Linked DNA regions of Homo sapiens: all the other regions are linked to region 2. Evidence: chromatin loops called from intact Hi-C (ENCODE). Cell type or tissue: IMR-90. All regions are shown on one strand. Region 1 overlaps PCBP3 (poly(rC) binding protein 3). Region 2 overlaps PCBP3 (poly(rC) binding protein 3). Region 3 overlaps PCBP3 (poly(rC) binding protein 3).

What was found. Hi-C counts contacts between places; a loop is a spot of excess contacts. Peaks named below come from ENCODE experiments on the same cell type or tissue, not always from the same donor. Only the 100,000 strongest peaks of a DNase experiment are listed, where the experiment ranks them.
Region 1: a loop joins it to region 2, with 2.3 times the contacts of the local background. A loop is called at or near these places in 6 of 110 quality-filtered maps.
Region 3: it touches region 2 in a loop (9-fold over the local background); 12 of 110 quality-filtered maps call a loop at or near these places.

What each region holds. Positions count from the first base shown.
Region 1 is chr21:45,878,332-45,882,331 of GRCh38, reverse strand. The region is part of intron 5 of PCBP3 (poly(rC) binding protein 3); the gene reads right to left. Among named protein-coding and RNA genes, the nearest start is that of PCBP3-AS1, 44 kb to the right of the region's middle. RefSeq lists an enhancer at 953-1,757. In IMR-90, a CTCF peak has its summit at 1,731 (motif pointing right); no DNase peak of the experiment used is centred here.
Region 2 is chr21:45,818,531-45,822,530 of GRCh38, reverse strand. The region is part of intron 4 of PCBP3 (poly(rC) binding protein 3); the gene reads right to left. Among named protein-coding and RNA genes, the nearest start is that of PCBP3-AS1, 16 kb to the left of the region's middle. RefSeq lists an enhancer at 91-776. In IMR-90, CTCF peaks have their summits at 1,778 (motif pointing right) and 3,475; DNase peaks (open chromatin) are centred at 1,760, 3,430 and 3,790; H3K27ac peaks cover 488 bases.
Region 3 is chr21:45,921,602-45,925,601 of GRCh38, reverse strand. The region is part of intron 13 of PCBP3 (poly(rC) binding protein 3); the gene reads right to left. Among named protein-coding and RNA genes, the nearest start is that of COL6A1, 58 kb to the left of the region's middle. In IMR-90, a CTCF peak has its summit at 2,229 (motif pointing right); a DNase peak (open chromatin) is centred at 2,221; H3K27ac peaks cover 615 bases.

The DNA of each region.
Region 1 (4,000 bases), 60 kb before region 2:
TCAGAAGGAGACATACAAATGGCTAACAGGTATATGAAAAAGTGCACAACATCACTAATCACCAGAAAAATGCAAATTCAAACCACAATGGGATATCGGCTCATACCTGTTAGAATGGCTATTATCAAAAAGACAAAAGCTAAGTGTTGGTGAGGAGGTGGACAAAAGGGAACCCTTGTACAGTGCTGATGGGAAACTTAGTACAGTCATTATGGAGAACGGTACGGAAGTTCCTCAAAAAACTAGAAATAGAACCACCACAGGATCCAGCAGTCTCACTTCAGGGCATATACCCAAAGTCACTATAGTGAGGAGACACATGCAGGCCCGTGTTGATTGTGGCACAACTCACAACAGCCTAGATATGGTGGAATCAGCCTAAGTGTTCATAGAGAGACGAACGGATAAAGAAAATGTCACACACAGACATACACACAGAAAGAAGCCATGTCATCTGTGTCACTGCGGATGAACCTGGAGGACATTATAACAAGTAAAATGAACTGGGCACAGAAAGACAAATACTGCATGATCTCACATGTGGAATCTAAAAAAGTGCATCTCACAGAAGCAGAGGGTGGGAGGTGGCTGTCGGGGACTGCGGGGGGTTGGGGGAAATGGGAGCTGTTGGTCACTGGCACAAGTTCAGTTAGACGGGAGTCAAACAGGCTGGGGAGCTGCTGTGTGGCACAGTGACTATGGGTAAGAACAATGTATACTTGAAAATTGCTGAGAGTGATTTTAAATTCTTTATAGAGATGGGGTCTCTCTATGTTGCCTAGGCTGTTGCCTGAGGTAGGCAGGTCACTGGAGTCTAGGAGTTCAAGACCAGCCTGGGCAAAATAGACCCCATCTCTACAAAATGTTGAAAAAATTAGTTGGGTGTGGTGGAGTGCACCTGTGGTCTCAACTCCTGGGAGACAGGTGGGAGGATCACTCGAACCTCACCACAAACAAAGGTATGTGAGGTGATGGATATGTTAATTAGCTTGATTTAATAATTTCACACACAAAAAACATGAACACATAGAATTCAGCAATATACCACAAGAATTACATGCTATAACCATTCTTCCTGTGATGCAAGGCTGGCTCAGAGTTGGAAAATCTGTCTGTGTAATCTACCTTATTAACAGACTAAAGAAAGCACACAATCATATCAATGCATGCAGAAAAGCCTGTCACAAAACTCCATACCAACTCACGATAAAAATTAAAATGCTCAGAAAAAAACAGGAATAGAGGGGAACTCGCTCAGCTTGATGAAGGCCAGCCAGGAAAGCAGCCACAGCTGTGGCCCGCAGCTGGCCCAGGCATGTCCACTCAGGAGCACTTGGCTGGGCATGAGCTGCCTGACGCTGCCAGTGAGCTTCTAAGCTTGGACTCACCCCGTGCTGAAGCCCCTGGGTACCTTCCCACTGCTGTGCTGTTTAACCCCGGCCCTGAGCCTCCCGTCCAGAGCCCAGCACCTACCCCCTTGGTCTTGTTTGTCACTGCTCCCTGCCCTCCCGCTGGCTCCCTGGCTTCCGTGGCAGGGACAGGGTGAGTTCTCCCACCCACTTATCAGGACCTTCTTCTGGAGGGTATTGCCTACCAGGCTGTACCTACAACCCCGTCTCTCCTGGCCCTGCTGCAGTCACCTGGGGCCACCCTGGCACCGAGAGGGCAGAGGGCACACGTGTCTCCTCCGTTCACCACTGAATCCCCAGTTCCCAGCACCACTCTTGGCCCACAAGGGGGCGCAGTATGTATTTAAGGATTAGACAGATTCACACCATGAGCACTGAGCCCAGCTCAATTTCCACGGCCTCGTGGAACGTTCTGAAATTCAGCGATTTCTAAACTCAATACTCAGAAGCACCGTAATCCTATTTTCTCCCACACCACCCACTCCTGCGTTTTTCATTCAGACAGTCACTGAGGGTTTGCTGGGGGTCTGCTGTGGGGGTCCCTGTGGCCCACAGAGGCGGCACAGGGCTGGGTTTGGGCCATGGCAGAAGAAGTTGTGTGGGGTCAGGACCGCGGCGCCCCAGGCGCTCCCCTCCCCTCCGAGGCCCAGGGCCAGCAGGGTAGAGCTTTCCAGGAGGGCAACTGGGGAACCAGGCAACAGTCCTGCTTTCGAAGGCTGGCCGTGACTTGCAAATCCACCAGCTCCCAGAAGAGGCCAGAGGAAAACCACTCACGACAGGAACGTCTTGTCAATAAAAAGGATGCAGAGAAAAATGCCACGAAACCAGGATGGACTCTCACGCCACACAACAAACGCAGACAGCAGAGAACTGCCACCGTTTTGCAAGCTCTTGAAACCCATGATTGTTTCTGTCCTTCCTTTATTTGAACTACTCCAATGTGAAGAGGCTTAGTTCTGTTTTTAATTTCATTGGGTTTGGGTCTTGATTATTTACTCCCTTCTGCTTGTTTTGTTTTCTTTTTTTAAAGTTTCTTCAAGTGGAAGCTTACATTATTGTTTGAAGACCTTTCTTCTTTTCTAATGGATGCTGTCATGCTATAAATTTCTCTAGAGGCACTGATTTACTAGTATCCTATAGGTTTTTTTTCATTTTCTCTTACTTCAAAGTATTTTCTAATTTTTTTATACTTCCTCTTTGACTAGGGCATTATTTAGAGGTGTGTGTTTTGATTTTCAAGTATTTGGAAAATTTCCAGTTATCTCTGGTTATTGATTTATAGTTTAATTCTACTGTGGCCAGAAAATACATTTTATATGATTTAAATTATTTTAAATTTGTTAGGCTTTAGTTTTTTACATGGAATATGACCTGCCTTGGGGAACATCCCATGTGCACATAAAAACCACGTGTACTGTGGTGTCTGCATTGTCTGCAGGTCTCGGAAGCTCCATTCATTTCTCCCAGTCCTTTTTCTATCACTCGGCATGGATCATTTGTACTGAGCTGTCCTCGTGTTTGCTGACGCTGTGCCCTGTCACTTCCATTGTTATTGAGTCTACATCATGAATTTTTCATTCTGGTTATTAGATTTTTTAGTTCTAAAATTTCCATTTTATTCTTTAAATCTATTTCCTTGGCCAGGCGCAGTGGCTAACGCTTGTAAACCCGGTACTTTGGGAGGCTGAGGTAGGCAGATCGCTTGAGTGTAGGAGTTTAGGACCAGCCCGGGCAACACAGAGAGACCTCATCTCTACGAAAAATTTTAAAAATTAGCCAGGTGTGGTGGCTGCACCTGTGGTTGCAGCTGCTGGGAGGCTGAGATGGGAGGATCGCTTGAGCCTGGGAGATGGAGGCTGCAGTGAGCTGAGATTGCACCACTGCACTCCAGCCTGGGTGACAGAGTGAGACCCTGTCTCACTCAAACAAACAAACAAACAAAACCTTCGCTTTCCCTGCGTAGAGTTCCTATTTTTCCATTCATTTTGAGAGGGCTCACCCTTCCTCCTGGAGCACGGTGGCGCAGCTGCTCTGAAGATCTTGTGGATCCTCCACCAGGAAGGATCCCAGGTTGGTGTGTGTTGCTCATTTCCCAGCTGGAGAGGCTGAGGGTTCCTATTTCTTCCTATGCTGAGTACGGACGTCGAGTTGTCCTCTGGTCTGTTTGAATATTGTCGTAACACTCCAGTTATCACTTAAATCTTATGCAGAACCACGACATTTTTATTTTATCGGGCAGTGGTTCTAGTTAGTTCCAAAGCCTCTGTGGGCTGTGGCTCCAATGTCTGTTCTGTTCTGAGAGCTTCTGCACCGCTGTTTAGCTCTGTGCCACGTGTGTGCCACCCAGTGCCCGGCTGGGACCTGGGGGCCATCAACCCTGCAGTCCCCTTGTCAAAGCCTTTGCTGTACTGTCTGTGGTCAGACCCAGACGTAGAGAGGGCAGGCAGTGCCCAGGAATGCACACACAACTTCATGAAATCCCCTTTTCAAACTCGCCCCTCTCTGTGATCTCCAGGGCTTTCTGACCAGGGCCTGGCTTTTGCCACAGTGCCAGAAACTTACTGCACTTGCATCCTGTCTAAGGCCAAGAG
Region 2 (4,000 bases):
TGCCATATCCGCCCCTCACTCTCCTGGCCCTGTCTTGGGTCTGTTATCTGCTTAACTGACAATTTTTAAAGAACCATTTTTAAAAAATCATTTTTATAGTCACCTGGAAAGAGATCAGTTCTTGCTATGGTTGATTTATAGCTTCTTGGGGGATGTGTCCAGTTTTAACCATGAAACATTTAAAAGAACGCAGAACACCGGAGAAGGCCCCAGAAAAGGCAAAAGAGGAGCTAAAGAAATGGACAGTGCGGCCAGAGGAAAGGCTCAGGCTGCAGTGGGGGCTGAGGACCCCGATGGCTCCCAGGATGACGGTGCCGGTGCCTGTGCCTGCAGGAGTCCTGCCAGCTTCTCCTGACCTTCAAAAGGGTCAAACGAGCAAATGGCCTCACACTGAACACAGAGAGATACCGGAGGCTATGGGTGATAGTCACACGTTGAGGGACATTGTGAAACCACTTCCCAGGGTGAGCAGGGAAGCAAGCTCAGTTCCAGGTGTCCTCCAGAGGATGAGCATGTGGAATATCATTTCTCAAGGCTCATGATTTTGGGGTCTGATAAATAGCTAAGTTGTCAGGAAAGAGAAGGTAGGAAAATGATGAGAGCAGGTGTCGGAAACGCCGAGTGACAATGCACCCTAAGGAGGAGCCTCCCCTGGGCGGTGCCTCCCTGACACTGCCGGTGCTTGCAGGACGGAAGCTCGAAGGGCCAGGGCTGGGCTCTGCTGCCTCCCATGACCTGGAGCTCCAGTACAGTAGAGGGAACAGAACCCCAACCCCAGTCTGCATGACAGCCACAGAGCACCAGCAAGAAGTGACAAGAGCAGGGAAGGGAGCAGAGACAGGCTGCAACATGTCACGAGCAGTCAGCATCACACGGGAGGACAGGAGGGTCCCGTGGAGAAGCCAGAACAAGAACCAGGGAGACAGGTGAGGAAGAGAGTTCTAGAAATGAGTTAGGGGAGGGGGCGGGGCCCACAGCAGGGTGCAGGCAGGGAAGAGTATTCTAGAAATGAGTTAGGGGAAGGCACAGGGCCCACAGCGTGGTGCAGGGGGAAGAGTGTTCTAGAAAAGAGTTGGGGGAAGGTGCGGGGCCCACAGCACGGTGCAGGGGGAAGAGTGTTGTAGAAAAGAGTTGGGGGAGGGTGCGGGGCCCACAGCGTGGTGCAGGGGGGTACTGGACCTCAGTTGAGGACCTCCTGGGCTGGACATCAGGCTGGAGCTCAGTGTGTGCTGGGCCAGTGTGACCCAGGAGTCACTGGCGACCCTGAGGGTCTTGGAGCCCCTGCGGAATCCAGGATTAGGGAGAGGCTGCACAGGAGAGGGGGTCCCTCCCAGCCTGCCAGGCAAAAAGTGGGAACCGGGAAGGGGGAGCAGGTCAAGAGTTGAAAGATGCTGTTCTCAAGAAAGGATTCTGCCTCTAAAAAGAGAAAAGGTACCAAGTTAGCCCAGGTCACAACGCCAGGCTCGCTGGCTCTGCAAGACAAGGGTGCTTTGCAGAAGCCACATGGATGGACAAGGACGAGGGGCCGGGTCTCCTCTCAGAACGCACTCCTCAGACACAGGTGTGCTATCACTGCTGTGGCCTTCAGAGTCTGAGGCTCTGTCCTCTCGAGGCTGTATCCCGCAGGGTCCTGAGGGCCTCTGCTGAAGGCGGGGCACACAGCCCAGATCGTGTGGCCAACAGAGCTGCCTGTCTGCTGCAAGGATGAAAAAGCGCCTCCCACCAGGATATTTCTAAACCGGGAGAAAAGGACGTGGCTCAGATACGTCAGCCCTGCCACGAGGTGGCAGCAGAGGTCCATGGTCATCCCCCAGGTCCCAGGAACTCCCTCCTCTGGCTTCTCAGAAACCAAGGTGCCTCTGGGGCTTGGCTCTAACCCAGGGGTCTGCAGGCCCCGCTGGCTGCCCATATCCACAATCCACGTTTCCCCGGAGCACAGTCTCACCCCCTCCTTGACTCGTGGTCTGCAGCTGCCTTCCAGCACCAGGTCAAGGCCACGCACACTGCAGACCGTGTGGCCCGCAGAACCCAAGCCACCTGTCCTATCCTGACCTGGGTCATCACAGGCCCTCACAAGGATTGTGGGAGAACAGCAGCCAAGCTGAAGTGCCAACACTGCGTGACATCCTCCTGGGCCTGGCACTCCTATCCGTGGGTGACAAAGTTCCCAGACAGCAAAGCGACGAGATAAAATGGGGCCCATGGGGCCAGGTAGGCGCAACGACCTCACAGGCAGCAAAGGTGTGCTGGCCCGTGGTGCCCACTGCCATGGCAGCCGGACTGGGTGTTCCCAGGACGGATACACTTGACATGGACACACCAAAAACACCTGACAGCCGGGAGAAGGCCAGCATCATCCCACACATAGCCGAGAGCCAGGAAAAGGCCAGCGCCACTCCCTTCAGAGGAGATGAGGTCTGAGCTGGTCCATGGGTCAGAGCCAGTGGCTGAAACGGAGACCCAGTCTCCAGGGAAGACCCGCAACAGTCCTGCGGTGTAGAGCAAACATTCACCCCACCTTCCCCAGCGGGCCTGAGTAACTGCCTGGAGTGACAGCATGATGGGCAGAGTGAGTGGCCAGGCCCTGGACCTTCAGACAATGGCTGGGTCTGGGGCCTGAGCTCCTGCCCACTCCAGGGGACTCAGACACCATCATGGACCCACAATTAACATGACAGACGGAGCTTGGCCCGAGTCCATCTGGCAGAGGCCCTGTGCCCGCACACCCATCTGCTAGACGTTCTGGTACAGCACTGGACAGAGGCGCCCAGCAGCTGCCAGACAAGCCCTCTGGCCCCGGCCTTGAGCAGGATATTAAGGCAGAAAAGGCCAAGTACAGTCCCCAGGAGCCTTCCCCACCTCAGCCAAGATAGCACCTGGGGAAGACTGTAGAATCTACACTACCATCAAGGACTTCAGGGCTGCGTGGGCGGTTTGACCCCTTTCCATTTTCCACTCTAGAAACCAGATGGACTCTGGGGACAACAGTGGCTGCCGGCCTCGGCCTTGGGGTGCCCAACGGCAGTGTCGTGCCAGGTGTGGTCTCTGCACCTGCATCCGCTTACTTGATGAACATGCCCTTCATCCCGTCTGTAAAGAGGATCAAAATTAGACTGTGTGTTCTTGGGAGAAGAGCAAATACATAACCAGCGCTTTCCCTCAGAGCTAAGGGAGCCCTTCCTGCTCTGTCACAGGACAGTCTTCAGGGACTCCGACTGCTTTGTTTAGGTTTTATTTTTTAGAGCAGCAAACTGAGCACAAAACACAGAGATTTCCTATATACCCCCATCCCCCACGGCCCATCCCCCACAGCCCGCCACCAGAGCAGTACATGAGTCACAACCAAACCCATGTGGGCACATCACCACCCCCCAGGTCCAGAGTTCACAGCAGGGCTCACGCTCGGTGCTGTACTCTGTGGTTTGGGCAAATGTGTAATGACACGCATCCACCATTACAGCATCACCCGGAGTATTTTCCCTGTAGTAAAAGTACTCTGTGATCCACCTACACATCCATCTCTCCGCCCAACTCTTGGCAACCACTGATCTTTATACTATTTTTATAGTTTTGTCTTTTCCAGAATGTCATATAGTTGGAATCGTATAGCATGCAGCCTTTTCAGGCTGGCCTCTTTCACTAAGTAACACGCATTCAAGGTTCCTCCGCATCACTTCATGGTTTGACAGCTCATTTCTTTGTAGTGCTGAATCATATTCCACTGTCTGGATGCACCACTGGTGTATTCATTTGCCTACTAAAGGATGTCTTGGTTGCTTCCAAGTGTTGGCAATGATAAACAAAGCTGCTATAAACATCTGTGTGCAGGTTGTTGTGTAGGCTGAAGTTTTCAAATCCTTTGAGTAAATACCAAGGAGCATGACTAATAGATCTCACGGTTAGAGAGATTTTAGTTTGCAAAGTGATGCAACCACTTGGGAAGGTAGTTTGGCAGTTTCTTACAAAACTGTGGCAGTTTCTTACAAAACATTCTGCAAAT
Region 3 (4,000 bases), 100 kb before region 2:
GTGTGTCTCTTGAAAGAAAAAAAAACAAAAAAATTATTTTTTGCTTGTTTGCTTGCCTATTTGTTCAGCTTAAAAATATAGTCTGGCAGCCTTTGCTTCTTAACTGGAATTTCATAATTTTACTTTGATCACAATCATCCACATATTTAGACTAATTTTTGACACTTGTTTTCTAATTGTCCTGCTTTTCCAGAGTTTCTTTTTTATTTCACTCCTTTTCTTCTGTTGGATTAATAATTTTTCCCCTCACTTGTTTCCTGTCACAGAGGTTACATATCGGACTTCTTTGTTGTTAGTGGTCATTGAAACTTTAACATGTGCGTTGAGAGTCTACACTCAGTGTCTTCTCCCTCTAGTGGAATGAGACAGAGACCTGCGGGTGTTCGCATCTCCTCACGCACACCCGACCTTACGTGTGCTGTTTCTACCCACTCGACTGTTCCTGGTGTTCGCATCTCCTCACGCACACCCGATCTTACGTGTGCTGTTTCTACCCACGCGACTGTTCCCGGTGTTCGCATCTCCTCACGCACACCCGATCTTACGTGTGCTGTTTCTACCCACTCGACTGTTCCCGGTGTTCGCATCTCCTCGTGCACACCCGATCTTACGTGTGCTGTTTCTACCCACACGACTGTTCCCGGTGTTCGCATCTCCTCACGCACACCCGACCTTACGTGTGCTGTTTCTACCCACTCGACTGTTCCCGGTGTTCACATCTCCTCGTGCACACCCGATCTTACGTGTGCTGTTTCTACCCACACGACTGTTCCCGGTGTTCGCATCTCCTCACGCACACCCGATCTTACGTGTGCTGTTTCTACCCACTCGACCGTTCCCGGTGTTCACATCTCCTCGTGCACACCCGATCTTACGTGTGCTGTTTCTATCCACTCGACTGTTCCCGGTGTTCGCATCTCCTCACGCACACCCGATCTTACGTGTGCTGTTTCTACCCACTCGACTGTTCCCGGTGTTCGCATCTCCTCACGCACACCCGATCTTACGTGTGCTGTTTCTATCCACTCGACTGTTCCCGGTGTTCGCATCTCCTCACGCACACCCGATCTTACGTGTGCTGTTTCTATCCACTCGACTGTTCCCGGTGTTCGCATCTCCTCACGCACACCCGATCTTACGTGTGCTGTTTCTACCCACGCGACTGTTCCCGGTGTTCGCATCTCCTCGTGCACACCCGATCTTACGTGTGCTGTTTCTATCCACTCGACTGTTCCCGGTGTTCGCATCTCCTCACGCACACCCGATCTTACGTGTGCTGTTTCTACCCACGCGACTGTTCCCGGTGTTCGCATCTCCTCACGCACACCCGATCTTACGTGTGCTGTTTCTATCCACGCGACTGTTCCCAGTGTTCACATCTCCTCGTGCACACCCGACCTTACGTGTGCTGTTTCTACCCACGCGACTGTTCCCAGTGTTCACATCTCCTCGTGCACACCCGACCTTACGTGTGCTGTTTCTACCCACTCGACTGTTCCCGGTGTTCACATCTCCTCGTGCACACCCGATCTTACGTGTGCTGTTTCTACCCACTCGACTGTTCCCGGTGTTCGCATCTCCTCGTGCACACCCGATCTTACGTGTGCTGTTTCTATCCACTCGACTGTTCCCGGTGTTCGCATCTCCTCGTGCACACCTGATCTTACGTGTGCTGTTTCTACCCACTCGACTGTTCCCGGTGTTCGCATCTCCTCGTGCACACCCGATCTTACGTGTGCTGTTTCTACCCACTCGACTGTTCCCGGTGTTCGCATCTCCTCGTGCACACCCGATCTTACGTGTGCTGTTTCTATCCACTCAACTGTTCCAGGTCGAGTTTATTTGTATTATTTGTTTATCCTGTTTGGGAATTGTTGATGGTTTCTCTAATTTTGGAAGGTTCTCTGTGTGTCTCTTGGAATTTTCTCTCTCCATTCCATGTCTCCCCTGGGCTTCCAACTGGATGCATGTTCTTCCTTCTCAGGCCTCCTGACTAGTGTTTCTCAGACCTCCACGGGCCAGTGAGTCGCCCGAGGGTCCTGTAAAGATGCAAAGTCTCGTTCTGAGAAGGGCAAGCTGGGAGGAACAGCATGTGAGAGCCGTGCCACTGGGGCCCTGCAGAGGGTGCGGTGTTCCAAGCAAGGAAAGATGGAACTCCAGCCAGCAGTGAGGGTTGCCTGGGCCTCTTGTTTCATGAAAGGAGTGGCTGCAGTAGCACAGCTCTGACAGCAGGTGGGGCCATGGGCAAGCCGCTGCACCACTTGCAGCTGCAAGGTCTTGGAAGGTGCCAGGCTTCAGAGTGAGAGAGGCTGGGCCCCTCGGCATGTGCCCAGAGCATGCGGCATTGACTACTCTCTCACTACAGTGAGGGGACCCCTCACCCACCTCCCCACAGGGTTCCAGAGGGAGACACAGAACAAGTGGGAGGAGAAAGCACTCTGCAACAATCTGCCCAAATCTCTGCAAGTGCATGAGATTGTCACAAGAGCCCACGCGTGCCCTTCATGTGTCCAGGGGAAATGCGTGGCACCGACAGAGTCCCGGGGATTGCACAGCTGGGATGAAGGGCCGCATCCAGCACAGGATCTGGTCGTGCCTCCCATCCCTGGCTCCCACTTACAACGACACATTTCTACAATTTCCCCACGACTCTTTCACTGAAGAACCAGCTTCTTAGTAGACACTGGTGTCCGCTTGATTCCCAGCGTTGCTGCACATCTGCCACTCACGTCCAGCTGCCTGGGCGGCTGTGCCAAGCCCTCCCATTCCCTGGCTCATTAGCTCTGGCCAAGGCACCTCTCAGAGCTTCCACTTCCTCGTGTGTGGAACTGGCCCCACGGTCCTGAGATCTGCCTCACAGGGTTGGTGCAAAGGCTCATCTAAAATCGCCTACATGGCAAACTCTTCGTCAACTCTAACATGTTTTTATTTTTGCTTGCTTTCAACATCCCCTTTAAATGATGGGGACGTTAAGTAAGGGAGTGATTAGGAGAGCTGGAAGACTAGAAATAAAGATTTGTATATATGAGGGTATTTTTTCTTTTTTTGAGACAGGGTCTTGCTCTGTCGCCCAGGCTGGAGTGCAGTGGTGCAATCTCTGCTCACTACAGTCTCGACTGCCGGAGCTCAGGTAACTGCCCCACCTTAGCCTCCTGAGTAGCTGGGACTCCAGGTGTGTGCCACCACACCCAGTTAATTTCTGTATTTTTTTGTAGAAATGGGGTCTTGCTCTTTTGTCCAACCTGGTCTCCAACTCCTGGGCTCAAGCAATCCTCCCATCTTGGCCTCTCAAAGTGCTGGGATCGCAGGAGAGAGCCACTGTACCTGGCCTATGAGGGTATTTTTGAAGTTCACTCATTTCTTCCAGAAAAAACAATTCCTTCCTGGTGTAACTTCCCCGCTGTAATTAAAGGTGCAGACGTGCTGGGTGAGAGTCAAGCAGTCTGTCCAGGTGTGGGCGCTCTCGGCTCTGCTCTCAGGTCCCAGGTCTCAGGTGCTGTTTCTCTTTCTCATTTCTGAAACTGCACTTGGTCTGACCCAGGCAGGACACACAGAGGCACATGGATAGTCTCCAGGGCTGCCGAGTGGCCATACTGGAGAGCCTGACTTCAGTCCTCCTAAGTCCTTCACCCTGTCGAGCAGCTCTGTGCCTCTTCAAAACACCTGCACATCCAGAGCACAGTAAGCCTCGAGGAGGACGTGGGTAAAATGATGCATGTGGCGTGTGAGGAGCTGGAGAAAAGCAGGCGAAGGCAGATCAGTGCCGATGACTCCTTTTTTTTTTGAAACGGGTCTCGTTCTGTCGCCCAGGCTGGAGTGCAGAGGGATGATCTTGGCTCACTGCAACCTCCACCTCCCGGGCTCAGGCAATCCTCTCGCCTCAGCCTCCCGGGTAGCTGGGACTACAGGCGTGTGCCACCACGTCTGGCTAAATTTTTTTGTATTTTTGGTAGAGACGGGGTCTCGCCATGTTGGCCAGGCTTGTCTCAAACTCCTGAGC